Linked DNA regions of Homo sapiens: region 2 is linked to region 1. A link is an interaction called in ENCODE POLR2A ChIA-PET data of the cell type or tissue named here. Cell type or tissue: Panc1. All regions are shown on one strand. Each heading gives the region's core, and the rest is flanking DNA. Links, peaks and the distances in the headings are about the cores only. Region 1 overlaps TGFB2 (transforming growth factor beta 2). Region 2 has its middle 48 kb from the start of LINC01710.

The links. Peaks named below come from ENCODE experiments on the same cell type or tissue, not always from the same donor. Only the 100,000 strongest peaks of a DNase experiment are listed, where the experiment ranks them.
Region 2: POLR2A ChIA-PET joins it to region 1 with 10 read pairs; 2 of 35 experiments call an interaction of 5 or more read pairs at or near these places.

The regions. Positions count from the first base shown.
Region 1 is chr1:218,348,792-218,364,694 of GRCh38, forward strand. The region is part of intron 1 of TGFB2 (transforming growth factor beta 2); the gene reads left to right. Among named protein-coding and RNA genes, the nearest start is that of TGFB2-AS1, 11 kb to the left of the region's middle. In Panc1, for the core only: no CTCF peak of the experiment used is centred there; no DNase peak of the experiment used is centred there; H3K4me3 peaks cover 1,193 bases; H3K27ac peaks cover 2,500 bases.
Region 2 is chr1:218,862,644-218,878,546 of GRCh38, forward strand. It overlaps the pseudogene NXNP1. Among named protein-coding and RNA genes, the nearest start is that of LINC01710, 48 kb to the right of the region's middle. In Panc1, for the core only: no CTCF peak of the experiment used is centred there; no DNase peak of the experiment used is centred there.

The DNA.
Region 1 (15,903 bases), core at 7,270-9,769:
AAGTATGTTATGTAGAACCTGAATAACTCATCTTTCAATGTTTATATGCAAAAGGTCTAATAAACTGCCAGCACTTCTATAACACAGAAAGGAGCTCTGATCCCATTTACTGAATAGGTGTGGAGAGAGCAAGTAACCCAAGAGGGCATTAGTTCTTTGTTCTCTGAAGCACACTTCAGTCTGAAGAGCTGAGATGATCCAACCCAGGGTCATGGTCATCAACAAACTGGAAAAATTCCTAGATTATTAGGAGGATTTCAGAGTATGGCATTTAACATCAATGTGTGGATTCTCCTTTCCATTTCACCCCAGCCACCAAATAAATGAAAACCTCCGATACGTCCAAGATAAATAAAATATACTGCCAGTTTTCATACAAAGAATACAGGCTTTAAAAAGTCTGTATTCTGTATGGAAGTTTAGGAGCAGAAAGCCATATTAATAGCAGGTTCGATACTACTGTGCAAGGACTGGATAATTTTATAGAAAATAGGTTAACTGATTTTCCAGCACTTTTTAGTTATACTGGAATATAGCAAACCCTTCCAAAAAAAAGGAAAAAAAGAAAAAAACCATATTTTTAAAAAGCAAATTGAAAGTACAGCATTGGCTTATATACCAGCTTTCCCTCTTTAGGACTTTTCTGCCTAACTTTTAACTCAGCTGTCACTGAAGTGGCTGTGGGGAGGGAGTGTGCCTGTCATTCCTTGCAGTGAATCTGGCGAGGGTCATAAGCCCCAGAGATGAAGCCATGGGAAAGATCACTGGTTCATTTTTTACCATCAACTTATTAGCGTTCAGGGAGTGACTTCAGCTCAAGTATTACAAATATGCTCTAATTATACTCAATGAGCTATATATCATTACAGATTGCTGATAGCCCTTTGTGGGACATTTTATAAAGTTCAGACTACATATTTTTAGCAATGTGGAGATTTAAAAGTAAAAATATAAGAGATATTGTATATGCCCTGAGGCATATTTTGTCTTAAATATTATCCTTGGCCAAGTATACTATATAAATACAGTAAATATGAATAGAACTGGCCAGGTGCCAATCTCCTAGGATGAATTTTAGTCAAGAATGTATTTATGGGATATAAATAATACTGTGTCAACATTTAAAGAAGGGGTCTGATTAGTTTTGAATTTATTCATATTGATCTTTTCACGTGCTGTTAGTTTAAGACTCGAAGTGGAGTTATGCTAAGGTTTACCGATAGTTTGCCCACTGGGAATTAGTGGACCTCTAGTAGTTTAACAATCCATTTGAAGTTCGAGGCACATCTATTCGAAAGATGCTGCACAAGGTTTTAGAAACTTAGAAAGGGTGATTCAGTTATACACAGGAAGAATTCAAATAATTGACATGTAAGAATCTGTAGAGAGTCCGACAATCAAAAAGAGGAAGAGACACAACGTTTCATTTTCTTTCTTTTCTCTCCCTTTTTCATTGTAACCAATCAGCACATGTTGTGGTTCTAACCCTGGTGATTTTGTACTCCCCCCAACACCCGCACCCCTACTCCCACTGGAACGTTTGGCAATGTCCAGAGACACTTTGGGTTGTCATGACTGGAGGTGGAGGGGTGCTACCGGTATTTAGTGGGTCAGCCAGGGATGTTTCTAACCATCCTATAATGCATAGGGCAACCCCCCATTCCCAACATCAAAGAATTATCCTGACCACAATGTCAGTAATGCCTCTGTTGAGGAGCCCTGGTATTTGTTGGGGGTTACTGAATTCTGTTAACAGTACCATTTAGAAAATAATAACAAAAATAAAATATCTTTATGATCAAAGCATATTCAAATGAGAATACTGAATAGGAGGATAGTCAGACAGTTATCTTAATTAAATGGAGTGTGGATTAGACCATTGTATACAGTATGTACTTTATTTTTTGTGGTCTTAAAGCCCCTAAATTAGAGACATCAAAACTTCCCATTTATTTAGCTTAAGTGATGGTGTTGACCTATCCATTACTAGCTTCAGTCAGCAGCAGTGTGATGTTAGAACAGAGAAAAAAGAAGTGAGGAATTATCATGGATTCCCCTTGCAAGGGAAATAAGCAGTTTGTGTTAACAAAGAGTGGAATCTCCAAGCTAGGCAATGGAAGAAAGTAAATAATCATCTTGATTTATTCTACCATTTTGAAGTAGATACACTAAAAATATACAGCCTGAAAAATCACAATGAGATTCCCTTTGTAGTTGTTTCACATGAGTGTTAAACATTTAACATGAAGCAATCTCCTTTTCTATTTCCTCTGTAATTTTCCAAGTTAAATTGTGGAATGTAGAATGAATACCAATGACACTATGGTTTTGGGGAATGTGACTTAGCATTCAATTCATGAATATGTCTTTCTATATACAAGTTGCTGGTCTGTTGGCCACTTGCCCAATGAAGGAAAATGTTAGCGATTGCTGGAACGTAGTGGTATTTTTGCTTTATGTAGTAAGCATTTTTACTATTTTATTTTTTAGGATTCTCTATGTGTGTGTTTGCATGTGGGTGTATGAGATAGAAACAGAAAGAAAAAGAGAGCGTATCAAAGACAGACTTGAACTTCTTGACTTCCAGAATGATTGAGTTATTAATATACAACAGACCAAACTTTAATTCTCCCTTTTTTATTGCATCGTTGCTTGTACTAACTCTAGTGTCTAATTGTGGTTACATTTAAGTTAGGTCACATGCTCCTCCTTCAGGATTTCCTCTTTTTTTTACTTTTCAAAGACTAGAAAAACCTCTCAAAGAAGTATACTATTTATAACGAAAGCAGTTGGGTCGTCTTTGTTGCCAAGTGAGGCCAGCCAGCTTTATGCCTCTCCTGAGGAGACCCCACCCGATGAAAGAGGGGCTTTGCAGAGGTTGAGGGGCAGGTGGGGACCTCTCCACCTCACAGAAGGAAGGGGTTGGGGGAGCCCACTGCGTCTCCACAGCAACCCCTGTGGTCTACTCGAGGAGTTGCACTTTTTGAATGATTTCTCCCTGGTGAAAAGATGGTGATGTAACCTAGTCGCAGCATCTTTCATATAAAGATATGAAAGAATGACAGATCGTTTTTCCTAGAGGAAACTGAGATGTGAAAAAAGGGCTAATGACTCACTGTTGAACCCACATCAAATCTGGGTTAGAACCAAGGAGTTCACTGACTTGTAGGCCTTCGCCCAGAGATTACAACACACTTTAGGCTGCATATTTAGAAGGTTCGAGAAATTAGAGTGGAGGCTCCTGGCCCTGGGAGAGGTGTGCAGGGTCACCACTGGAGTGGGACTCTGGCCCACTGCCACTCCAGCCCGCCTCCCCCTGCCCCTTGCCCACAGCACCCCCACCCCACCCCGCCCCATTATAGGTTCAGGAGTAAGGTGAGCAGCCGAGCAAGAGACTGCATGGAAGAGCTCTGGAAATAGCCCCTTCCGCTATCTTGATGTAGCATTTCCGGTACTGATGGGCTCCCGGAGAGAGGATTTGGATTTGCCAGATGTGCTTGCTCTATTTAGGCAGCGCTTCTGCTCAAGGGTGGATTCCATTTTGCAGATTCTGCACAGCTTGATGAAATGTGGCTCTGCCCGAGATAAACAAATGCCCATTGTCATTTTGAAGGCATATGTGTGCTTTCATTTTAAAAAATATCCTTTAAACAATGATAGTTTTTAACCTGGGAATTCAACGTTCTCCAGGTATTTTATTTTAGATTTAATAATATGTTAGGGGATTCTTTGATGGGTTTGTTTAGACTGAAAAGTTTGCTTCTGTCATTTGTTTGGAATAAATTTGCATCATGCTACAACCACAAGCTGCTTTTGATGGTTGGCTGTTTTGTTTCTTTTCTAAGCGCTGATATCCAGAAGTGGGTGTTTAAGTGCCCCACACTCTCACCACTACCTTACTTCCTGAATTGGCTTGGTGGTCTTGACTCTGAATGAAACTGCCCCTTGGCCTCTTCCCTACCATCTCTAAATTGCCTTCTTTTCCTTCATTGTGATGGAATGTCTGCATGGATGGATGGTCGAGTGCTCACATATCATGTCCCATTTGATACTCTACTGAGTTTGTGGGAGACAGCACCCCCTTTACTTAACCAGGCCTCAGTTTCTTCCCTTGTAAAGATGAAGAAAGTAACACTGGCCTTCTAGGGTTGTAAGGATTGATGATGACATATGTGAAGAAGCACCTAGTGCAGCTGCTCTGGCATGGAGTAGGTCTTCTTTGCCTGGCAGCAATTCTCTGAGTCTCAAATGCCTTTGACTTCAGGGTATACCATTATTTTATGTGCCACTAAGAAAAAAATATCACTTCAGTGATCATGCCATTGATTTTAAGAGAGGGTCTGGATTTTAGGGAGATGAAAATGTGATTATGAGCGATACCCCAGGAACCACTTCCATTAACCTCGGATGTCTTGGAACCTCCAGCTCATTCTTTTCCTTTGCGATAGTTCCACTCAGTGGATCTCTTTCCTTTGCTCACTCAGTTTGTTCCTTAGGTGGCCTCTGACACTTCAGGGCAGGGATGGGATGGGGCTGGAAACAGAGAACATAGGGTTGGTAATTCACCATGTCTGGCACTATCCAGTTCTCCTATGAGAAGGCCTGAGAGTTTAGGCAATTAGATTCAGGCCTTTCAGGGTCTGGTCCCTCCTCCTTGCTCAGCCCCTCCTCTCACTAAATCCCTGCATGAAAACTATACTCCAGTCACATTGTCCTCTTTGCCTTTACCCAAATGGGCCATTTATTTTCATGCCTCTGGGGTCTTTGTTTATGCTGTTTCTTCTACATAGAGATCTATCTTTTCACACCTTTAAAAATCCTTCTGCCTGGTGTGGTGGCCCACGCCTATAATCTTAGCACTTTAGGAAGCTGAGGCGGGAGGATCACTTGAGGGCAGGAGTTGAAGACCAGCCTGGGCAACATAGCAAGATCTTGTCTCTACAGAGAATTTAGTTGGGCCTGGTGGTATGTGCCTGTAGTCCTAGCTACTTGGGCGGCTGAAGCAGGAGGATTGCTTGAGCCTAGGAGTTTGAGGCTGCAGTGAGCTATGACTGCCCCGCTGTCCTCCAGCCTGGGCAACAGAGCGTGACCCTGTCTCTAAACATAACAAAATAAAACAAAATATTTCTGGGCTTAGTCAGATGCCACCTCCTTAGAAAACCTTCCTTGATTGTCCTAGTCTTATTTAATTAGCTCTTCCTTTGCACTCTTACTATACTGATGGTTATCTCTATCTCTCCCTCTTTTCTTTTGATCTTAGTAAGATCTAACTCTGTTCTGGGCTGTCTTCTTCATTGGTTTGTAGACTGCCCCAGGAACAGAAATCAAGTCTAACTTATCTATATTCTTATAGAACTTAGCATATTGTGTTTGATCAAGGAATGTTTGACAAATGGATGAGCATTCCCTTTACAGAATGAGATTGAACTACAGGAAGAAGAAGAATCTGTGAGTTCAAAGAGGTGTCAGGGCCAGGAGATGCGGAGAGATGAAATGTTCTGACCTTCATTATCAGGGAAAATGTGTCTGATGGGTCATGTCACTATGCTAAAGAGCACAGGGATTCTCATAACCATAATATTTTCTGTTTCCAATTCTCAGATAATAATGAAGGTGGTGATAATGATGATTAAAGCTAACCTTTATTGAGGACTTTTTACAGGCCAAGCATAGCTAACCTTTATTGAAGACTTATAAACCAAGCATAGTTTTAAATATTTTACATATATGTACTCTTTAATACTCACAAGCAATCCTATGAGGTTAATACTCATACTGTCCCTTTGACAGCTGAGGAAATGGAAATAGCTATTTCTATTAGTGATGTGTTATGGAAATTAGACTTTCAGCCACCACAGGTAATAGGAGCCCTAATACAGAGCCCAGGAAATAGAGAGCATGACCTTTCTTGCCTTCTTGATAAATGATGTAATACATCCATGGAAGAATGGTGGCTCTCCTCTGTTAACAAGAATTACATTCACAAGCACTGAGAAAATATACCTCTGAAGCACACAACCTGGGTTTTTTTTTCTTGCCTCTTAACACATTCAACTTTTATTTCTGCACTTAATTGATACAAAAAGTGTGATTTATTAAGACTTTGGTTGTTTCTGTTTGTTTGTTTGTGAGACAGAGCCTTGCTCTGTTGTCCAGGCTGGAGTGCAGTGGCACCATCTCAGCTTACTGCAACCTCTGGCTCCCGGGTCCAAGCAATTCTCCTGCCTCAGCCTCCCAACTAGCTGGGATTACAAGCATGTGCCACCACGCCCAGCTAATTTTTGTGTTTTTAGTCAAGATGGGGTTTCACCATGTTGGTCAGGCTGGTCTCGAACTGATCTCAAGTGATCCATCCGCCTCGGTCTCCCAAAGTGCTGGGATTATAGGCCCGAGCCACCGTGCCCAGCCTTGGTTTTGTTTTTGAACTGCAATCATTTTCCTCACAAAAATTTTGATAAATTTTATTGATAGGGCATTCCTATTTCAGAGAATTAATTTATTTGGGAAGGCAAGATGATATACAATGAGCATGATGACTTTGGAGCTGGACAGACCCATTAAATAAAGAAAGGAGAATAAATAAAAGGGAATTGTACCAAAGGAATCTCAAAGGCTGAAATGGAAGCGGTAACATCAAAGACAAGAAATCCTACTCCAGGCCTGTGGCAGTTGTTAAAGAGTGGTCCTGTTTTGGTTAGCAACTTGGCTCTCTCAGTGCAAGTCATTAAAACTGCCTCATTGATATTTAAGTTGCTTCCTACCGAATTCAGATCTTGGCTCTGCCACTGTCGGCTTTGCAGCTGGATTTGAAACCCCTTCACTTAGCCCAGCCTCAGTTTCTTCATTTGTAAAGAAGAACATCGACTTTCTAGGGGTTGTAAAGGATGATGTGTGTGAAAAAGCACCTGGTGCAGCTGCTTCTGGCCTTCTTTCCACAGCAGCTATTATTCATCGAATCTCATTGACTTTAAAATGCACCACTATTTTATGTGCCACTAACAAAGAAATATCACTGCCCATTTAACTATTAGTTATAACATTAACTAAATGTCACTGCCAATTAACTCAGCCATTGATTATAAGAGAGAATCTGGATTTTAGAAATAATAGAATATGAAAAATATATAGAATCAGTGAAATCACATAAAGGTTTGTGAAATAAAGAATAGCGGTCTATGTGCACATGGTATAGAGTGCTATAGCAGAAGTACATGGAAAATGAAATTAAGTGGAGGCATGACATCTGCCCTCAGAAACGTTTTCTAGTTAATGAATGTTAGGAGCCCATCTGTGGAATCAAGAACAGGAGATCCACATAGTATATACTCCTCCCAGCCAGAGTCTTGGAAATCAAAATTTTTTTGTTTTTATTTTATTTTTGACATCTCAAGATTTACCATTTGTTTCAAAGGGTATATAAATTTTTAGGGGAATTTTTTTTTTTTCGAGACAGTCTCACTCTGTTGCCCAGGCTGGAGTAAGTGGCACAGACATGGCTCACTGAAGCCTCCATCTCCTGGGCTCTAGTTATCCTCCTGCCTCAGCCTCTACAATAGTTGGGACCACAGGCATGCACCACCATGCCTGGCTAATTTTTTCAATTTTTTTGTAGAGCTGGGGTCTTGTCATGTTGTTCAAGCTGGTCTTGAACTCTTGGCCTGAAGCAATCCTCCTGCCTCTGCCTTCTAAAGTGCTGGGATCACAGATGTGAGCCACCGCACCCAGCCGGGAAAAATTATTTAAACTATTTGAACTGATCTCTGAAGGTTCATATGTGTCACATAGTACTTGCCTCTTTATTTTTCTGGATCCCAAAGTCCAAAATCAAAGAACAGAGGGGATGTTGCCTATAAAAGACTGACATGCAGGCGGGGCTTCTATGTAATGTGCTTCTGGGGCTGGTTTCGCTTCTCCTCACAGGTGTCCTGTCTCTCATCACTTCCACTGGTTGAAAAGAAACCAGGACATTTGGAGTCAAGGCTGAGGCAGGTCAGGCAGCTGTGGTTATACTCATGTAGACCTCATCTCACCTCCGCAACCAAGCACTGGCCACAGCCGCCTCTTAGCCTTCAGGCAATTCATTTTAAAGGCGGCTTTAGCAATAGTATGACATTACGGTGTAGAAATCTAAAAGAGGAGGCCGGGTGCAGTGGCTGGCGCCTGTAATCCCAGCACTTTGGGAGGCTGAGGCGGGTGGATCACCTGGGGTCAGGAGTTTGAAACTAGCCTGGCCAATATGGTGAAACCCTGTCTCTACTTAAAATACAAAAATTAGCCGGGCATGGTGGTAGGCGCCTGTAATCCCAGCTACTTGGGAGGCTGAGGCAGGAGAATTGCTCGAACCCGGGAGGCAGAGGTTGCAGTGAGCCGAGATTGCGCCACTGCACTCCAGCCTGGGAGACAAGAGCAAGACTTCATCTGAAAAATGAAAAAAAAAAAAAAAGAAATCTCAAAGAGGAAGCTGGATGAGATGAAGGGGAGGGGCTGGTCGAGAGTAACTGCAGAGGGTTTGAGGAGTAGAAATGATATCAGAGAGGGGAAGCCACACTAAGGCCTTGGGTAGTTGTTCACAGTGCAACATATTCTCTCAGTGAGTTAGCATCCTGGCTTTCCTGGGGCAACCCAGTAACACCACTTCAGTGATGTGGAAAAACATTGCTGTCCAAGAGGAATTGAATTCACTGGCTTTAGTGTCTGTTAGGAGGGAAAGCCTCATCGTGCTGAGAAAGCGGTCCTCCCTGGGCCGGGACCATCCCTTCATTCTCTCAAATGAACGCTTGGATTTGTTACTGCCTGATAAGTCAGAAATGTTTGGCTTAGATGTTCCCTCAACCACAATGACTTGAGGAACTTAAGGCAAATGGAAAATGCTTCCTGGATATTGTAAAGTCCAAACCTTCTGGAAATAGTTTGAATGCATTTCCATCCCTCCACAGGCAGCTGTTTTTCTCTCACACTAGCATGTTCCACTAGCGTGTCCCCGTCCCTCAGGCCTTCCAAGCTATCTATATGTCGGTAATTATGAAACAGGTTATTTCTGAAGAAGAGACGCTGCGTTTCTGAAGAAAAAGTCATGGAGTAGCTATTTAAGAATAACACTGGTCTTTTGGAGTTGTTGTTTCAGGAAGTACTGTAGTATCTTTTTGGTCTTCTGAAAGAAAAAGAAAAACGTTGTGACTGTGACTTTGGCTCTGTTTATTTTACTTTTCTTATCTAACCCACACGACACTGACAAATACCACATCTGTCTTGACAAGCTAGTTTGCAAATAACTATTCATTCATAATTTTAGGCTATTGTAAGAATCCTTATTTGTTACTTCATCTTGTAAGCAAGAATGCAAAATTTGGTTTTGAGAAAGACACTGAAATGACCGCAAGTCCACTGGTCTTTGCAAATCTCTCCATCTGAAAAAGATGACTGTGTACTTTTTAGTGGATTTTCAGAGCTCTAAAATATTTATTGTTGCCAAAACATAGATGGGAATTTTCTGAGAAATATAATTTAATTTTAAAGTTTTGGATTCATTTCAGTGTTGGTAATGTCAGTGCTTCTTAGACCAAGTTTATCAGGGATTTTTCTGTTTACACCAGATGTAGCAGTAACTTTGTCATTTCTTCTATTTTGATTTTTTTAAAATATGATCATTTATTCCCCTATCTATTGGCTTAATCTCATTTTCACTTATTTTCACTTTTGCTTTGACATCTTATGGCAATATGACTGCAGTTGTTTCTACTTCCTTTATAGTGAACTCTTTTTTTTTTTTTTTTTTGAGACAGAGTCTCGCTCCGTCACCTAGGCTGGAGTGCAGTGGTGCGATTTCAGCTCACTGCAAGCTCTGCCTCCGGGGTTCATGCCATTCTTCTGCCTCAGCCTCCCGAGTAGCTGGGACTACAGGCACCCCCCACCATGCCCAGCTAATTTTTTTTAGTAGAGACGGGGTTTCACCGTGTTAGCCAGGATGGTCTCAGTCTCCTGACCTCATGATCTGCCTGCCTTGGCCTCCCAAAGTGCTGGGATTACAGTCGTGAGCCACCGCACCCAGCAGTGAACTCTTGTAATAAAACTGCTGGCTTAGAAACTCCAGAAAAGTGTGAATGACTTATTCTGATTCTACTTTAGACAGATAAAGAAACAATCACAGATGGAGGACTTTTCTGTGCAAAGGATGGGTGGTTTGGTCAAGGAACGGTCCCCCCAGAGGTCAGTCAGGGCTTTCTGTGGGGAAAATGTTTCTACATTCAAGTTCATCCTTGGCATTTTGGGCTCTGCAGGTTAACGAGAGGGAGACAGAGGAAGGAGTGCACCAAACCTCTGACTCCTACCTGGAAGTAGCCAAGCAGAAGCAAAGCTGAATAATAGCCATGACCTCAGGCTCTGAAGCAGGAGGTTCCACCTTCAGATGGATCTGTTAAACTTCACCACCCTGGGTTTCTTGTACCTGTCTTCACTGTTTTCTGTCTGAGATATCTTGAGGCATTTTTAAAACATTAAGTTGTTTTGGATAGTAATTTAGTCACTCATTTGTATCTCTTCATAGTATTAAGCCTTAGGTTATTATGTGTGTTAACTAAAATCACTGATCGGATCTCTAAACTAAGTCCTGAACTGCCATGATTCCACCTACTAAACTTACACTTTTCTTCTACGTAGAATGAGGTGACCGGTGCTAGTTTGTCCTGGAGAGAGAGGTATTTCAGAAGAATTCCACTGTCAGAAAATATCACCATCAATAATGAAACTATGTGTGTAAAGTCATGTCTAATTTTATTAACTGTTTGTCACAAGTACTCAGATTATAGAAAGAGGGTCTTGATCTAAGCTGACCCTGAATTGTTATACATTTGGATCAGTTTTCCCTTTCTTGCTGAGAATTCTCTAAGAAGAGTAGAAACTCATTGTAGTTCAGTGTTGGGAGGAATGATTGTACCCACTTACAGAGTTGCTATATCACAAGAGAGATGCATTGTTTGTTTGTGTGGAGAGGCTGGAGGGATTAGGGCAGGAGCTTATTTGATAGGGAGTTTAGTTGTACATTTGTAAGACATCTAATTTTACTTAAGATATCATTGCAGTAAGAATGGCTTTATCTCTATCCTATAGACCCTCACAGTAGACAAAACCACTACCTACTCAGAACAAATAGCCCTTATGAGGGAATAATTTTTCCTTGATTCACCTGATTGGATTGTTTTGAGGTCAAATGAGGTTCTGTAAAAGGCCTTGCTAACCTGTAAGGCATAATAACCTGTACCAGGGTTCTCAAATTTTACCATGCAAAATAATTACTGATGTACCTTTATAAATGTAGATTCCCAAGCCTTTGTCAGCCACTCCAATTCAGATTATAATTCAGTTCGTTTTAAGATGGGCTCCAGAAACCTGCATCTTGATAAGGCGGCCAGGTGATCCTTGTGCAGATAGTTCAGAAACATACTCTGGAAACACTGTGTATTTTTGTTTTGTTGCTTTATTTCTTAGCTGTGTCATTGCAGGCAAAAATAAACCCCAACATTGTTACAGTTAATTAACTTCCTAGTCATTTAATTACTTTGTAAATTACCCATGCGAAGTTTTAATTCTAGGACTGTTTCTATTTTATGACTTGTGTTACCCATAGTCCCCCATCATAAATTAGTGAGTGCCTGCGTTCTTCTAAAAATATCAGGTTTCTCACATGCACGTAGTGAGGGGAACAACACACACTGGGGTCTGTCAGTGGGGATGGGGTAGGGAGAGCATCAGGATTCATTGCTAATGCATGCAGGGCTTGATACCTAGGTGATGGGGTTGATAGGTGCAGCAAACCACCATGGCACACGTTTACCTGTGTCACAAACCTGCACATCCTGCACATGTATCCCGGAACTTAAAATAAAATAAAATAAAATTTAAAATAAAAAAAGTTATGTTTGTAAGACTATAAATGCCTCAGATTTTGAGAATTCTTTACATTTCTTTGTTACAAAGCCTTTTCGCATATATCCAAAGCCTCACTGTTCTAAACAGAGTGTATCCATACCTCAGTGCTGCTTCAATGATGTAGATGATTGAAAACTGATTTTTTTTCCTTTTTCTGAGACAGAGTCTCACTGTGTCACCCAGGCTGGAGTGCAGTGGTGTGATCTCAGTTTACTGCAACCTCCGCCTCCTGGGTTCAAGCGATTCTTCTACCTTAGTCTCCTGAGTAACTGGGACTACAGGCACGTGGCACCACACCCAGTTCATTTTTGTATTTTTAGTAGAGACGGAGTTTCACCATATTGGCCAGGCTGGTCTCAAACTCCTGACCTCGTGGTCTGCCTGCCTCGGCCTCCCAAAGTGTTGGGATTATAGGCGTGAGCCACCGCGCCCGGCCTGAAAACTGATTATTTTAAAACTAAGGTTTGCTTTCTGTAGACTGAACAATCATTAGCATCCTTACATCTCTATCTCATTCATGGTCTTAACTTCTAAGGCATTGGATCAGCACCAGAGCTCCCTGTCCTCCTGCCTTACTTAAAAACAAAAAAGAAAGAAAGGAAAGAAAAGAAGGGATTTTAATGCTGTTTTATAGCAGAGTGAAAGTAAACCAAAGGTGCATACTTGAGAACTGCAGGCTGGAAATTGCAAGTGACAATAATTACCTCATCTTATTCCCACACAGACTTCCTATGACCTGGGTGACCTTGGGATCTGAATTCTGTTTAATAGAATTGTCCCTCTTCTGCACCACGGCGTACACTGGCCTGAAGAAGGTGCTGTTTCCCAGGAAAAGCACTTAAATCCCCCCAAGAAATGCATAGGGCCATAGTTTGAAGAAAAAGTATTGCTAACCAAGTGACTTACTCTGCATATTCTACCTTTCTCTGGTTGTATTCTTTGAGATTTTTATTTAAGATAACTTTCAGCATCTCTTTTTAAAGGTCAGATACGAATGAGAAAACTTTGTCTGACTTGTTAATCTTGTGACAAACCGTTTATATCCAGTGTAGCTTCCTGTCTTTGCTGACTGGTTATTTGAGGGAATTTTCTTCCTGTAAGACTGTGGAGAAGCCTCTAAAAATAAACAGCATGGTTTCTTATTGGTGGGAACATATGTGAGCAGATGTCAGCTGGAAGCAGCATATGGTGGCAACATGATAGCAGTATGTGCTTATAGAATCCCCGCTGTTGGGTCTTCGTCTTCCATGCCACACTGGCCAGTCAGAGCCCCATATCTCAGTTAAAGAGTGTTCCGCCTAGAAGGTGTAATCCACACATTTGTGAAAAATCTGCCACTGGGATCTTGATAGTGGGCTGAATATTGGACATGGTAAGTTCCAGAGTATGGAAAAAGTCTTTGTTATCCATTTAAAAATCAAGTGATAAGAGGCACACATATGGCAAAAATAAAAAATAAATCAAGAGAAGAGTCCACAAAGCCTTTGTCTTGTGTTGAAAGAAGTTTTCAAGTCAGGTCTGAATAGTGGCAGTGTTACTTCTAGAAGACGTGCTCTATAAACATGGAAGGTGCATGGACTCCCAGTGTATGAAAGGAGCCAGGAAAGAATGATATTCATGCCAGGCCCTAATAGGCAGTCAGGGCTTCTTTTGTCACACAAGTTAGACAACTGCTCATATTCCTTGACCACCTTTTGTCTGTCAGTCTGTTTTAAATATATCATCTCATTTCAATTTTATAAAAACCCTCAGAGGCAGGGTTACGTCTGCCTCATCTTACAGACTTCTCCATGGATTCACAGGAAATCAGTGACAGAACAGGGGTTTGAATTAACATCTTCTTCTGCAAAAATTCTATATTTTTATTGACCTTACCACCAATGGAAAAAGTTTTGAACACTCAGCAATATTTCCTCTTCAATTTGAGATATTTTGTGGGGGAGGGGGTGTGCTTTCTTTTCTAAGAATATGGTGGGCAAAATACAAATTGGGTTGCTGTTACTTTAAAGAAAGTGAAGTTCAAATTTTCCAGATGTAATAACTATTGTGGAAGATGCGTTTAGTCCATTTCAGAGAGCTCTAGCTTTTTAAACTGTAGGTAAGTAGCCCCAAACCAATATTCACTTGTATTTTTGACTCATTCAAGAAGGAGTTTTCACATGCGGGTTAGAAATGATGACAGGTGGTTTTAAGAACACTGAAATCTAGGCCAGCCAAATGAAAACCAAAGTTTTATTCTTAATCGGTAGACTGTCTTTTGTCAAAGGAGGTCAAAGCCTTTCTTATTCATCTTTAATATAAATCAAGGTATTTATTTTACCGTTTCAGTATGTAAATTGTACTCTGTTATTTTAACATTAGAACGTGCTAAAGGGAAAACTGAATTCAGGAGTCTGACTGCTGGTTAAGGGATGCCAGAAGATCTGGGACTAAAATCTGGAATCCTCCTTAGATCCTCAGTGTCTAATCCCCTGGCCCCAGGTAGCAGGGACCTTATTTCTGGGGAAATGATAAGAACATTCAATGAGTCCCTCTTCTACTTTGAATCTTTGTATAGTTCTGTGCCAGGCATCTCTTCAGTAAAATAGCTAATGACTGTGCTTTTTAAAACTCCTAGCTGTCTGCCCAGTTGTTACAACACCCTCTGGCTCAGTGGGCAGCTTGTGCTCCAGACAGTCCCAGGTGCTCTGTGGGTACCTTGGTGAGTACACTTGTCTGCTTTATTCCTCGTTTGACATAGTTATATCAAATCCATCTTTAGTGTTTGTCTCCTGTGGGGAACTTGCCAGAGGCAAGATGAGATTCTGAAATGCAGCCTTGTACCTGAGCGATCACAAAGGTGCCTAGAATTTTTTTTAGTAAGAGTTTACATGAGAAAAACTGATGAATAGCTTTGAAGTAATGCAATGACTATATTGCAGCATGTAAAAGAATGACTTGTGGGGATGAGATATGTGTTTTAGGGGTCACAGAGTGATTTGACATACACCTTTCCTGATCCCCATGGAGGCCACTCTCTGGAGGGTTGGACAGCATGGCCTGAATGTCAAGGGAATGTTCCTTTTTATATCTTTATTTGTATCTATGTTCTTGTTCTTGACACATAGTAGTTGCTCAATTAATGTTTCTTGTCCTGAACCAAAGTGAAAGGAGATTTTCTCTCCTTTAAGGTTCTAGAGCAAGCTTGTCCAACCCTCGGCCTGCATGCAGTCCAGGATGGCCTTGAATGCGGCCCAATGTAAATTTGTAAATTTTCTTAAAAAATTATGAGATTTTTTTTTGCAATATTTTTAAAGCTTATCAGCTATCGTTAGTGTTAGTCTATTTTATGTGTGGCCCAAGACAATTCTTGTTTTTCCAGTGAGGCCCAGGGAAGCTGAAAGATTGGACGCCCCTGCTCTAGAGGGAGACCTGTCGGGGAGTTATGCTGCTGATTATTTGTGACCTTTGTATTGACATGTCTCGTTTGCTTAAGGAAATGGATCGTCATGGGTCAGGCCCTCAGCCAACTGGACCTGTGAGCTTGCCACTTGCTCAAACCACTTAGCCCTGACCCTCGGAGCAGGTGCAAGCTCCTCAGAGCCAGCACCAGGTGTTAGGCTGAGGGGTACAAAAGCCAGAAGTCCTCAACCCTTTCTTATTGGGAACACTGATTAATTCAGCCATTTATTGAATGCTTACTATATGCTGGACGATGAGTCCACAACAAAGAATAGAGCTTGGGTGATCCTGACGCTCAAGGAATTCAGTGGCTAAAGTTATCCCTGAACCATGCTCAGGAAAAAAGGAAACAGACTTGCAATCCTGGCATTGGTTCACTGCATATTTTTGAGGCCCTGAGAAGGTTTGGATTATGTTGATTCTAAGTGTGGGTGGAGGTCCCGGCTAGAGACAAAAGAAATGTTTTTATTATCCTAGGAAAAGCCTAGGTCACTGGATACCCTATTCTGCAATGTATCATGCCTACACATTGTTGGT
Region 2 (15,903 bases), core at 5,134-7,633, 510 kb after region 1:
TTAAAATGTTGGGACTTCTAGGACTCCTGGAAGCTTTGTGCCAGATCATGGCAGCATAAGATACCCAGCTCCTGCCTTCCTAGTCCTGAACTCATGGCTCAACGCACAACCCCTTTTCTTCCCACAGTTGCTCCAGCTGCATCAAGAGGGGCCTCACATATATCCATGTGTATCCCCGAGTCCACATTTCTAGGCTCTGTTCCCTTCCTGACCAACTTTTGATCTAGTAGTAGGTGTAAAGTTGACAAAAACCATCTCAAGGAGGATAGACCTGAGCAAGAGGCCCTTGCAGATCCAAGTAGGCTCAGGACCAATTACGCAGGAAATTTTAGAGTTTTTAATACATAGAGCATTGTCTGGAATGTGAGGGAGCCAAGCTCCAGGTGGCCTCACAGGCTCCTGGTTTTACAAGTATAAATAAGACATTCAAGAGTGAGACCCAGGGCAAAAGCCAATCCCTTTAACCAGGTGTAAGTATGCTACTGATTGCCAGTATTTTTCAAATATCTACTCAGTGGAGGGTTACTTCACCCATAGATTCCTTCTGATAGTATGGAGAGATCTGTATTTATATCTATATCTATCTACATCTACCTATATCTATATCTGCCTATCTCTATCATCTCTATTTCTATTTATGTCTACATATACATACATGTGTTTATACAGGTGTGTATATAATATATATGTATATATAATACATATGTGTTATATATGTATTTTATATATGTATGTATAATACATATGTGTGTATCTACATATATCTATGTAGTGTTCCTATCTGTTCATTCATTCATGTTATGGAAATAGGTAGGCCTGATACAATTAGTTGGGTGGTCTTAACCCCTGAAATTATATCACTACTTCCCCTTTTCTTAGTTCATGTTACTCAAGCACAGTTCTGATTGCAGTTTGACTTTCTATGTGGTCTGGCTGCAAAGAAAAAATGTGCTATTATGTCATAGTATAATATTACATATTAGGGTCCTTTGGCCATGTGGGAGTCACATTGTTCACTGTGTTTAATAATTGATAATGTTTTATATAGTATCCTCTCGTAAGTTTTGCTAGCATGTGTCAATGTCCCTAAGTCCACTAAACTGAAAATCTCTTGAGATCACTCTTCTGAAATTGAAAATTTGAGGACCAGTTGCTTGACAAAGATTCACTAATAGTAATGCCACCTGAAGAAGCCACTCAGCAGTCAGCCACCTGATCTTCCCTGGCACACCATGAACGTGGCCTGCACCAATTCAAACTCCCACAGTGAGTAAGAGTCCAGCGGGTGCTTACTGTATCTGTGCTCAAGTAATGCATAACTCACAGTGACACAAGTTTTCATCTAACCCTTTATGCTGACAGAACTGTAAGTAGCTTCCTGGGGTGGGAATAAGAAGACGGGACCCTACAGTGGTGGCAGCAAGAGAGTAGAGAAGAAGAGCAGCACATCTTACATTCCCTCTCCTTCTACTATTCTAACTTTTTTCACAATGAGATTCTTTCCCATAAATCCTTCTAGTCAGCAGGACTGCCTTTATGCACATGTGTGTCATGGCAACATGACGCAAGCACTGTTCTCACTGAATCCAGGATTTAAACATAAAGCTACTCTGAACATGTAAGGTACTCAGTGTTACGTAGTGTTTAGTAGACAAAAAGTATATATTCCTTTTTAAGAAAAAGTATTAAAATAAAATGGTCTATAGCAAAACAAAAATATTCAATTGCTCTGAACACCAAAATTTTTATGAAGCATGCAACACTAAACCAGACAGATAGATATTTGTTGGAACCCAGTCTTTAAAATGATGACTGAGTTCCTAGTAAGAGATTGTTCATTCTAGTCACCTTAATAACAGAATCAAGAAACCAACAACACAGGAAGAGATCTATGACTATTTGAGCCACAAACAGTGCCCAGTTTGGTGCATATGACACAGAATCCCTCCCTCCTTTCTTCTCTCCTTTTTTCCTTCCTTCCTCCCTCCCTCCCTCCCTCCCTCCCTTCTTTACTTCCATCCTTCCCTCCTTCCCTGCTACCTTCCCCCTTCCCTTTCTTCCTTCCTTCTTCATACTTTCTCCCCTCTTCTCTTTTTTCCATAAATATTTATTGGGAGCTTTCCATGTGACAGGCACGTAGGCAAGTATTAGGGATGTAACAGAAGCTTCAACATGTCTCAGACACTCTTGAAGTTTAGAATCTAAAGCAATGAGTCTCACTAAGACACAGATAAATTGTCATTCAAATGAAACTTGCAGACCAACCTGTGTAGCAAGATATAGTCAGGTTTATTGGGATGGGAGGGACAGAGAGTTACTCTCTATTTAATCCTAATTTATCATTTTAAACCACAGCTATCCCCACACAGCCATTTATTAAAAATCTACTGAAAACATAAAATAACACACTGTAAATGTGTCTATTTATGTGCCATGAAAATATTTATAACTTAGTGACATCTTGAATGTTAGGATCCTTAGGTGAGTTACAAATATACTAAAGAATGTATCCTATGTTAACAAATCTTACAAGAATACACTTGTTCATATATTGCTCAAGGGAAGGCATATTTTACCCCAAACTTTCCTCCTTGCCTCATTTAGCTCAATAACTTCCCAATATATGTTGAATATGCAAATCAAACAGTACCCAATGATGTCAGCTAAGTTGAAAAAGAGTTTAACATGATACAGACCACTTCTCTTCTACCAGAATGTTCTAGATGTATGAGAAATTTAAAGCTTAGGTATTTTCCAATTTCTAGGCACCAGAATTCAAAAGAGTTCTTTCTGTAATATTAGGGATAGTATCCATTTTTACCTAAATAAGAAACCCACTTTTTTTCATGTAGATGAGTGTAGAATGTATGAATTATGTATGAATGATGAAAGGAAGATATAGATCAGCAGTATATATCTTTCTCTCAGGTACATATTTAATAAAATAGTATACCAATTGTAATTTAAGAAGAGTAATTCTGAGGAGCAGTTCATAAGGCTTCCAGCTTTGTTCTTGTGACACATTTCCTGGTAGAAATATGTTATCCTAGACCTTGACCCTGCCTACATTACCTCCTTAGCACCCTCATGTCTGGGAAAGTCCAGCCAGTTCTACTTGTGTGGCATGGGAGAAACAAACATTCTTCAGTAGAATGAATTATGCAACCAAATGTATCAGTGATAACTGTGGTTTCAGCTACATTGAAGAGTAGCCAAAAATCGAACTGACCAAACTTCAGATCTCTCTTGGCCTTACTTGAACTCATTCAATATATCTGTGACTCTTTAACTTTCTGACTTATAGAATAAAATTAAAATGTTCTATACTAATAAGCAGGTAAGACTCAGTAAAAAATAAAATGCTTTTCTAGAAAGAATTCAATAAGTTATTATTGATTAGCAAAGACCTTTCTTTCCTAATTAGATTTTGATGCAAATTTATCATTTAAGGTCTCTAAGGTGCTTTAAGTTTTCTAAAGGAAAAAAATTTTATAAACATTGTATGTTATTACGTGGGTAAATATTCACAAAATTATAGTGATTCACTAGAGCAACAGAGTATAAACACAAAATACATCTGGAAAAGAAGATAGAGAAGAAAACATGGGTGGTCAATTTCCCAACCTATACTCTTCCTAATAAATCAGAGGTTGCCTCTACACAGAAATAATATATCATCTCCTCTCACATCTTGAAAGCTGCTAGAATCATTTCAAGGAAAAGTGGCCTAATACCTAAACAATCTCCAATCAGACATCGAGCTTCCTGAATAACTGAATGAATGCCGCCTGTTTGCAAAGCATTTATTTTCTCCCTTGAACAATGCGGGCTAATTTTTGCCTTTATACCCAGTTTATTGTAGCCTTCAGATAACTACAGTTCTCAATTTTGTTTGCGGAACATTCTGCCATCTCTCCCTTATTTATTTCTTTTGAATCTGGCATCTGCTTTTATCCTTTGTATCTTTGATTAAAACTTCTCAGAAAAATCCTCCTGGGAAGGTGCTTGTTCTTTTCACTCTCTTAGTTGTACATTGGATGTCAATATAGATAAGAGACTTGGAGCAAAAACAGAACAAACCATCTTATCTTTGAGCTGTGTAATTACAAACAAAATCTCTTTTGTGATACATAATCATGTAATATTTTACTTTACTTTGTCAAAAGATGGGACACTTTTAAAACATCTGCACTTTCTAGCTTCATTTATCAGTGGTGATGACAGCTGAGTGGGGTGGGGTGGCAAAGGGGATCAGAAAGTTGAACATTTTTGTCTCCCCTACAAAAGTAATTGTTTTGAAAGTAGCAACTAAATTCAGAGTCAAAATGTGTAAATTTAGTGGGTATTAAAAAATAATCTGAGTTTTCAACAGAGAAAGATAACTGATAATCACCAATAAGAAATAACTCTCTCTGGATTTTCTTTAAACATATCCAATCCCTCCTAGATATTTCCCACTTTGTGAATTGCATTTGCAGTATTGGGAAAATGCTGACGTAATAAATACTTCAGAGTTTTCTCCTGTTTTCCACACATTGCTAGAGAATACACATGATTATATGCACCTGTATTGTTTGGTCATTTTGTCTCCTTTGGGAAGAATCAAATGGATGAATTGATCCAATTTGGATGCAGAAGCCATGGGAAAAGCAGCTCTTACTGTGAGAATACACTGCATTTATAAAACTGCACATATAAAAACAATATTGAACTTTTGGAATGTTCACTGAGTATATGTTTGTGTGTATGTACACGTGAAAGCCCCTGTACACATCTACATGAATTAACTGGTCATTTCAGACATCAATAACTGCTGGCTCGTTTATAAAGAGGATGTTTTGTCTTCCATTTTGGACACACATGAAAAATGTTCTTAAATCACTTTCTGTTTTTATCATTAAATGTGGGAATATACCTAAAAACCAGAGCAAAAACTGTTCTTCATGTGAGGTCTGAAACATTTATCATTTTTTTTCTATAAAAGTAGGGAGATTCTGTATTTAGCCTTTTGTGGTAGAAGGTAATGAATAACTGAGATCAGATAACTACTAGGAGATTAACTCTATTCTATTAATTTTATTAATAAACTAATAATGCTTACATTTAAGGTTTGAATGCTTAGGAACTTTTAATTGGCAATTTGATCTTTATAAATTAAAAAAGAATAGATAGTTAACATCTTATTCTATATTTCACTTTAAATGATAATATATTAGGGAGTTTCAAGAAGAGTTTTCTTTTTATTGACAAGAAAATGGCACTCTTCCTCTGAAAAAAAAGTTTTATTTCTAAAAAAAAAAAAAAAAGATGAAACATGGGAATAATGGAAGAAACTTAGAAAAGAAACCGAGACATTATAATAGATATCTAGTGGATATTCCATTCACACAAACTGCCACACTGAGATTTAGTAAAAATGTTGTGGTTCCTTCTAATCCTGCTCCATTACTAATTCTTAGCCACCACCCTCTGTGTTCACCAACAAATGCCCAATGTTCCAGTCATACCCAATCAAAGAAGCCTTTTTATCCAACAAGAGAGGCTCCTCTTGTCCATATGTCTGAAAGGATTATGATTGCTTTACACTCTTCAATTGGAATATCAGCACATTAAAGCTTTTTAACCTACTATACTTTCTTCCTTGCTCACATATTGCCTACTGGCTAACTTTTTCTAAAGTAGACCCTTCATCTCCTTTGGAAATTACTGAGGCAGATGATTTCCTCTTTGATTTCCCCTTTGATTTCCCCAAAGGTTTAATAAAACTCCGCAAGTTCATTCTGTACCTTGCACAGCTGTGGCTTGTGGTCTCAAGAGGCATCTGAAACATGTAACAACTCTGAAGCATTGGATGTTAGACAACTGACCAGTGTGCATGCTCCTTGTCCAGCCACCAGTCCCCACGAGCTGATTTCTTACAATTCTCAAATTCAAACTTTTTTTCAATTAACATTTTATTTCTGACTTTGATGCTAGTCTCCTCACCAGACACATAAAACCTGACTTTCAGCCGGGCATGGTGGCTCACGCCTGTAATCCCAGCACTTTGGGAGGGCGAGGAGGGTGGATCACTGAGGTAGGGAGCTCGAGACCAGTCTGGCCAACATGGCGAAACCCCGTCTCTACTAAAAATACGAAAATTAGCCAGATGTGGTTGTAGGCACCTGTAATCCTAGCTACTCTACTCGGGAGACTGAGGCAGGAGAATTGCTTGAACCTGGGAGGCAGAAGTTGCAGTAAGCCAAGATCGTGCCTACAGCCTGGGCAACAGAGTGAGACTATGTCTCAAAACAAACAAACGAACAAACAAACAAAAACAACCTGACTTTCAGTCACAATTTTTGTCTTTCCTTTCACAGATGAATTGTTGATGCCATAGGCCCAATTCTATTTCCAGGTTATTCTTTGCTTCCAGGTAATCATAAGTTATTGTTTATTGCTCAGAATTATTCCTTCTGTCAAATGATTCTTTCCATATTCCACATCTATTCTGAATTTTCTCATCACTTCCTGTTTCTTTAATCAATTTCTTTTGAATTGGCAAATTTAAAAAGTATATATTTATCAGGTGCAACATGATGTTTTGAAATATCTATAAACTGTGGAATGGCTAAATCAACCTCATTAACATATGCATTACTTCACATATTTCCCATTTTTTTGCAGTGAGAATAATTAAAATCTACTTCCTCAGTGATTTTCAAGAATACAATACATTCTTATTAACTATAGTCACCATGTTGTACAATGAATCTCTTGAAGCTAACTGAAATTTTGCCTCCTTTGACCATCATATTTCTAGTTCCCCACCTCTCTTCATCAGCATTCCTTTACTCTCACTTCAGCCTCTGGTAACCACATTCTACTCTCTGCTTCTACACAGTTGACTTATTTAGATTCTGCATATAACTGAGATCATGTGGTGTGTGTTTTCTGTCTTTTGTGCCTGGTTTATTTCACTTAACATAATGCCTTCCAGGTTTAACTTTGTTTTCACAAATGACAAGATTTACTTTCTTTGTTAAGGCTAAATAGTATTCCATTGTGTGTATATATACCACATTTTCTTTATCCATTTATCCACTGATGAACACTTAGGTTCATTCCATATTGTGGCTATTGTGAATAATGCTGCAATGAATATGAGAAAGTAGTTATCTTTTAGATGTCCTGATTTAATTTTCTTTAACTGTATACCCAGTAGTGGGATTGCTACATCATATGGTAGTTCTATTTTTATTTTTTTTAAGAACCTCCATACTGTTTTCCATAATAGCTATATTAATTTGCATTTTCTCCAACAGTGTGTGAAGGTTTCCATTTCTCCACATCCTCACCATTTATTATCGTCCATTGCATAGTAGCCATTCTAACAAATGTGAAGTGATATCTTATTATGATTTATAGTTTTAATTTGCATTTCTCTGATGATTAGTAATATTGAGCATTTTTTCATGAACCTCTTCAGTATTTGTGTGTCTTTGTTGGAATAATGTCTATTTAGATCCTCTCCTTATTTGTAAATTAGGTGATGTAATTTCTTGCTATTGAGTTGTAGGAGTTTCTTATATATTTTGGATATTAACCCCTCATCACATGTAGGGATTGCAAATATTTTCTCCCATTCTGTAGATTATCTCTTCACTCTGTTGATTTTTTATTGTACAGAAGCTTTTCAGTTTGAGGTAATCCCATTTGTCTATTTCCACTTTTGTTTCCTGTGCATTTGGGGTCATATCCAAAACATTGCCCAGATGAATGTCATTGAGCTTTTCTCCTATGTTTTCTTTTACTAGTTCTACAGGTTCGGGTCTTATATTTAAGTCTTAATCAATTTTGAGTTAATTTTTGTATATGGTGTGAGATAAGGATCCGATTTCATTCTTTTACATGTGGATCTCCAGTTTCTCCAATACCATTTATTGAGGAGACTGCCCTTTCCCCATTGTGTATTCTTGGCACCTTGTCAAGAATTAACTGACTACAAATTCATAAATTTACTTCTTGGCTCTCTTTTTTCTTTCATTTGTGTATGTGCCTATTTTTATGCCAGTTCAATGCTGTGTTGATTACAATAACCTTGCAGTATATTTTGAAGTGAGGTTGTGTGATGCCTCCAGCTTTGTTCTTTTTGCTCAATATTACTTTGGCTATTCAGGTATTTTTTATGGTTCCGTTAGAATGTTAGTTTTTTTTTTCTATTTCTGTGAAAAATATCATTCAAATTTTGATAAGAATTGCCTTAATTTTGTACATTGTTTTGGATAGTATGGGCATTTTAACAATATTAATTCTTCCAATTCATGAATGTGGGATATTTTCCTGTTTATTTATATTTTCTTCCATTTTTATTCTTCATTTATTTTGTTTTATAATTTTCAGTGTACAAATCCTTCATCTCCTTGGTGAAATTTATTGCTAAGATTTTATTATTTTTTGTAACTTTTGTTAATGGATTGTTTTCTTGATTTTTTTGGATAGTTCATTTTTATGTATGGAAATACTACTAATTTTTGTATGTCAATTTGGTAGTCTAAAACTTTATTAGTTTTAATGGCTTTCTGATGGCATCTTTAGGATTTTCTATATATAAAATCATGTTACCTGTAAACACAGACAATTTAGCTTTTTTCTTTTCAATTCAGATGTCTTCTATTTCTTTCTCTTGCCTAATTGCTCTGGCTAGGACTTCCAATAGTATGTTAAATAGAAGTGGTGAGAGTGGGCATCCCTATCTTGTTCCTGATGTTGAAGAAAACCTTTCAACTTTTCCCCATTGAGTATGAGGTTAGCTGTGCGTTTGTTATATACGGCCATTATTGCATTGAGGTACATTCCTTCCATACCTAATTTGTTGAGAGCTTTTATCATGAAACAATGTTGAGTTTTGTCAAATGCATTTTCTGTGTCTGTTGAGATGATCATCAAGTGTTTGTCTTTCATTCTGTTAATGTGGTGTATCACATTTACTAATTTGTGTATATTGATCCGTCCTTGCATCCGTGGGATAAATCCCACTTGATTATGATACGTGATCCTTTTAATGTGCTATTCAATACAGTTTGCTAGTATTTTCTTGAAGATTTCTACATGTATGTTCATGAGAGATACTCTCCTGTAATTTTCTTTTCTAGTAATGGCCTTGTCTGGCTTTTCTATCAGAGTACTGCTAGACTTATAAAATGAGTTTGAAAGTATACCCTCCTCTACATTACTTCCTGAGATTTTCTTTAAAGTAAACCACATCTAACTTAATTTCTTTTGTAACCATTTACTTTTTATGAGCATTTGAAATATGTTTACTATATATCCAAATCAAGAAGGATAAAACAAAGACTGGGTTTTCAAACAATGCTGTATACTTAGCCTCTTCATTTTTTCATCCTTTTCCATGTCTTTTATCAAAAGAGGATGCATGTCTTCTCACAATCTTACCTCCTTTAGAAACAATTAACGACCTTGTTTATATAAGGGCATTCACTGGCCATGATAATTGACATCTAAGAGCTGCTTTCGACCCAGCTGTTTACCTCAACCGTGCACTGCTCTTAACCACCACACTAAATTACAGTGAATCTTGCATCTTATACCGAGGTATGGAAGCTTCATGTTAAGAATGACAGACTGACCACATAAAAAGAGCCTGCTTCCTTGACACTTCAAAACTGCCTTTATCAGCCATGGACTGCTTACCCTCTGACAGTTAAGGGAGAAAGAAATACACTTTTAATATAGAAGATGCAGTACATTTAACAAAGATATTTTAGCTACTGTTTCATTTTATTTGTTGTTACAGCATCTGAAACCTATGTCCTAATCAATAAACAAATGGAATGAGGTCTTGAAATAGTACAGAAAAGGAAGTTTCATCCTTTTATGTGAAATAGGACTACATGTACACTTCTCAACATGTGACCTGAAGTTCATATCTGCTGCATAAAAGTATAATTTAAAATTCTGGTAATTGCTAATATGGAAAAGATCAAGATATTGCAATAAAGGATAAAAAAAGGTAGATAGTTTTCTTAAATATGGTGATCTGAGAGAACTTCTCTGAAGAAGGGATGTCTAATCAGTGATATGAAAGGTAGCCAGGAGCTGGCCATGTGAAGAGAAAGGAGAACAACCTTCAAGGTGAACATCCTGGAGGAGATAAAATTTTAGATTGTGAGAGAAGCTAAAAGAATTCCAAGTGACTAGACTTTGCAGGCTTTTGGAAAAGGAGCCTGAGATAAGGTGGTGAGCTAGGCTGGGGCCAGAGTGTGCAGGATCTTGCAGGCCAAGGTTAGGAGTATGGATTTTGTTCTTGATGCAATGATAAGCTATTGAAGGATTTAAAATAAGGGAATGGTGTGGTTTAAGTAGTGTTTTTTCAAAATGGTTTTGGTTGATGTGTAGAGGGTAAATTGAAGAGAGAAGGGTAAGAATGGAAGCAGCAGGAGCAGTTTAAAGGCTATCACAGAGCCCAGGAGCAAACTCATGCTGACGATGCAGAAAAAGAGAGAGAAATTGAATGATTTGATGGGTACTGAGATACATTTTGAAGGGAGTTTGGATAAGACTTGCTGAAGCACTGGATTTGAGGAATACAGAAGAAAGGAAATAAGAATTCTATTTTGAATATATTAAGGATAAGATGATTGTGAGATGTTTTATAAGTCAATTTATGCTTCTGTAACAATCCCCAAATTTCAGTGATTTATTTTATTTCTTATTTCTTACTCACCCAACAGACGTCCATGGATTTTCCTGGTGACTTAATTCTCTTGGAAAGCTCTTCTCCAAGTGGTGGCATATGGACTTGGGATCTTTCTATCTGTGACTTTGCCTTTCTCTAAGTCCTTGGGTTTTGTTTCGGGTTTTGGTTTTCTCTCCATTCAGCTTGTTAGTGAGTAAAGAGCATGTGCAGGCAGGGAGGATTGTGCTGAATATTTTAATAGGCCAGTTCAGGCAGTGGCATGCATGATGTCTACCATTCACATTGACCAAACTCAATCACGTGGCCCACTTCAACTGCAAGAGAGGCTGGGAAGTGTAGTCTACCTATGTGCCCAGGATCAGAGGGAAAGGGTGTAGCAGCTTTCCATCATATTCAATGGCAATATAAAATGGTCTCCCAAATATATTTGAACAAAAAAGAAGAAACAAATGTTTATTGAATCCCACTTCCAATAATCTAACCTAAGCATCTCAGGGATTATAAAGATGAACACTCCTTCTGTGTTACCCACAAAAGGCTGTGTAATTTAATTGTAAAAAGAAGATACTGTGTAGATATTTGAAAAGTTGCAAATGAAAACAATGGGATATGCCAAAGAGAAATAAATAATTACCAAATAAATCATATAATCAGGCATCACACATTCAAGGGAGGGAAATTCACCACAGTCTAAAGGGAGTTACAGAAGTTTCCAAAATGAGCAAAAGTTTTATGTGGGTTATGAAAAATATGTCAGAGTAGACCAGGAAACAAGGGCAAAAGAGACTTTTTTTAGGCAGAGAGAAATCCATTATTAAAAATGAATTTTTCCCTATTTAAAATAACTGCCTTTTTGTCATTATCAGCACTCTTAGAAACAGCAAATTTAAATAGGCTGAATAATTATTTAGTAATCAGCTATTAAATAACTATAATCAAAATGATATTTATGTGGCTTAATGTAAAGTTTCTCTTTCCAAATATGCTTGTGCATATAGGCGCAGTCTCAACTGCTAAACAAAGAGTGGGCTCATTCAAACTTTGAACTCAAATCTATGACTCACTTTCTGTGGTCTCAGTTTCCTGCTTTACACAATAGAGGAATAAGATGTCAGGGCTGTCTAGGGGATCCAGATAATTGTCAGTTGGCTAGGAGAGTTTCTACATGTTTTATATACACAGAGATGATTATATGACGATCAGGAGGAAGGTTGAGCAACTAGCAACAGAGTCAAGAAGTGGGAATGTGAGATGATTTGTCTTTTTACACGCACAGAAATAACTTATTTAAATTGCTATGCCTGTCATTGGGTTCGGGCCTTTGGATCTAGCAATCAAGCCTGGAAGATGGAGCCAGGCTTGTAGAGAACCATCATGATTCACTTCTTGCAGACAGCCTTTGGCTATATACGAAATAGATTGATGATGATTATAATGTTAATAATAATAATAATAATTTGCGCTTACTTAGTAGCTTTCATGCTATATTTTCAAAGATGTTGTAAACATTAACTAATGAAGCCCTACAGCAACTCATAAGGTAGCTATTACCTGTATTGTGCAAATAAATAACCACGGCCAGCAAAGGTTAAATGGGAAGCCTGAAGTCATATAGTAATTCAAAGCCAGGGAAACAGAGATTGATTTCTAACCACAATGTTGGCTCCTTGACGTCTAGACCACTGTCCTTTCCTTGGCAAAGGAAGCTAACAGTTTGTAGAGCAGAAAATGGGTTATGAGGGAAAGAGCAGAAGTCTGAGGTTTAGGAGTATGCACAGGAGCTGGGTTAGAATTTCCCAGAATCAGTAATCCAATAGGGACATACTTGAAACACTGTTCCGCCAGAGCTAGCTTCCTACACAGGCGCTCGGCCGCCCTCACGGAGTCTCACGGCAGTGATCCGGGGACATGTTTGGCTTCTTTACCAGAATACAGGCAACTTACAGGTAGAAAAGAGGCTATTTCCTTGAATTCCTTAACATTTAACACAGTGCCTGGCATATCCGAGATATAATAAATAGATATGATGTAATAAATACTTTTTGAATAAATAAATGAATATGTAAAACACTTTTGTAAACTTAGTCTGAGTATAGAAAAAAATCACTGTAAAATGAAATAATTCCAAAAAGCGATGAAATTACTGACTGAATTGAAAGAAAAGGAACCTTCATGTAGAAACCTGAAACATTAACGTTGGTGGAAAATACTGGGCTTGAAAGACAGGCCAGCATTTGCTCTGACAATTGGCTACTCTACTATCTTCAGTTTACTCATTTGTAAAAGGTAAGTATAATAACAATGCCAGCCTCAGAGAATTGTCACAAGAATCAGATGCGACAGTATGTGCAGATCACCTATCATTAGATCACACCAAGTCCAAAATACATATTTGTGTTCTTTCCTCCTTTGAAAAGCAATCGTATCTCTAAACCTTAATAGTTGTAAATGTTTAAAATTAATATTCTTGCTTCTATGTAGAAAAAGCTATTTTCATATGGACAACGCTTTCTTAGCAAGGCAAAAGGAGGGAAATATTGAAACAGTTTTCTCCCTAATGCTATGTGAGAAAGAAAAGACTAAAGCACAACTAGCATTCCATTTAAGCTGCACCGTCTTAAGAAACACCACATAAATGAGCAAGTTGGAGGTTAGCTAATTTATCTGATACAAACACTCCCAAATTAATTTAAGGACCTCATGTATCTAATACAGTAAAGACAGTGGATTTTTTTTTTTTTTTTGCAGCCTCTAGAAAGTTTCACTTTAGGTAATAGTTTATACCTTTAATTTATGTTGAGCTAGTTTGGTATCCTTAGCTTTCTCTCCTTAGTTATCATGTCCCTAAATGGACTAGGGATTCCTGAGAGAGTAACGAAGGATGAACAGGGAGGGCATGGAGGCAGATGCTGAGAAAGCTCCCTGGAAAGCTTAGTTCAGGAATCTAGGAGATAAATTTATATGTTGCCTGATAGTTCTAGCTCTGAAAAAATTAGGAAAACAAAGTATAATTGGGGTTACACCTTAGATTTCTACAACGTAAATTAGTTATCATCTTTATGAGTTGATTAACACTGCAATATTTCTCTGGGTTTAACACAAATATACTGTGAGATCACTCTTAAGCTGAGCCACCCACAATGTATTAGTGTGTTTGGCTCTATTAAAAGCTTAGCAAAGAAGCAATAAAAACTTAGTTTTAAGTGGTGAACAGACATAATTTTATATCTGTCATTACCATTAAGACACACCAATGTGTAATTGAGGGAAATGAATGTTACAACAGAGCAATTATGTTTTTGATACATCCTCAATTCATCAAATGATTGTATCACACTAACAAATTTCTCTTGCTTGAAGTAATAATATTCCATTTGTAAGTCTGTTACTCTGTCAGATAACATATAAACTTGTTAATAGTTGTTAAATATAAAGGAAATAGACAGTTTAAATCAGAACACCAAGCAAATATAGTCTTTTTCTTGAAGCCAAATTGGTTCACACACCCATGCCCTTCATTAATTCTGTTGATCAGCATGATTCAAATTCAGTTTTTGAAATTTAGAATTGCAACTTAATTGATACTTGCAACTATTCTCATTTCTTATTACACATGTTCAGCCTTAGCATGGATTTGAAGTTAACATTAATAAATTTAAAATGCCTGCATTTACTGTTCTCATTTTTTCCTCTCTCTTATCTTCCTAGTGATTATATTTATCATGAAGGATCAGGCACAAGAATCAAGCTCTTACAAATATACTTTGATCTCACAGAATCAAAATACATAAAATCACAAAATACATAAAATTTGTTTTTAAAAATTAATATGAAAACAAGTGAGTTTAAGAAAATACAGAGGAAATCGAATTAGCTCAATAGTTAAATTATATACTTTTTTCTGAAAAATTTACTAAAATATTTCTAAAAAGCAACCTACCACATTCTTCTGTAGTGTTTTTAATACCTTCCCTGTTCACCAGCATACACATCTATATAACAATTCTCATTCAAATACAGTGCATCTATTTGCAAATAATATAATGGTTTAGAGATGTATTAAGAGTACTAAAGCAATTCAACACGAACTATACTTTAGACATGCTTTCAACATATTTGAAAACAAGTTTGTTAGAATGAAGACATAAGTAATCAGAATAATATGTTAAATAATAACCATGATTGACAGAAGTATTAGTTTTTGAGAACTTTGCTTTAATGACTTTTGAGAAATGTTGACCTAAATGTTTCAAATATTATTAATGGTCCTAAATGATTTCTGCGTCCATCAAGTCATTTGCAACTGTGACTATTTCCACAGCTGAGCTGCTGTTCTGAGCATACCCTAAGCTGAATGGCACACATTATTTTCAACTTGACGATGGCTGCATTTTAGTATTTTTGTTGATGATCTTGTCTTGCTGTTTCTCTTACATATAGTTTGCAGGTATCATTTAGAAACTCGTTCAGAAATGTAAATGTGTCAAGTATATGCGCTATAGTGAGTATTTAAAAAGGTTTCTTCTCTGTCATTGGTGTCAAATACTGTTCATTGAAGTAGGTTACCTGGGAAAACGTTGACCATTTTGTACAGACTATTTAGGGCACTTTTGCCTAAAGACAAGAGGATGGGCTAAACCAATTGCTCAGCTTTCTTCTGGTACTATGAGCTTCCAAAACAATGACTTTTGTCGGCATCTTTTTTCCTTCCAATTTGCAGATTTTTGGTGGCATTTCTTTTCCTGGGTTATTGAATTATTGGTGATATTTGATATAGACTAGGAGTGAGTCTGCTTTGAAACACTTTGAAATGTTTTTAAACTTGCTCTGAATTCTATTAAATGTATTTACATGTGGTTTGCATGTGAAATGTGTACATCTGTTTGAGAAAAAAACTCTTAGGTGGAAAATGAGCAGGGAATAATAAGAAAGCTTTTCTAAAATCCTTCCTAAGCTTCACATGCCAAATCCAATTAATTCATTTTTGATGGGTCATGTAGGAAATTTAAGTTACACAAACAATGAAATAGAGTTTGTTTTCACAACAGCAAGTATGATTACATTAAATGTTTCTACTTGGAATAATATATAAGAATATTAGTGGTTTCATTGATTCGAAACCCAAGTTGATTATATTACTCCTTTTATGAGAGATTTATTCTTAAATGGGAAATGAACACACAGATCAGAAAGTCATTGTCTGA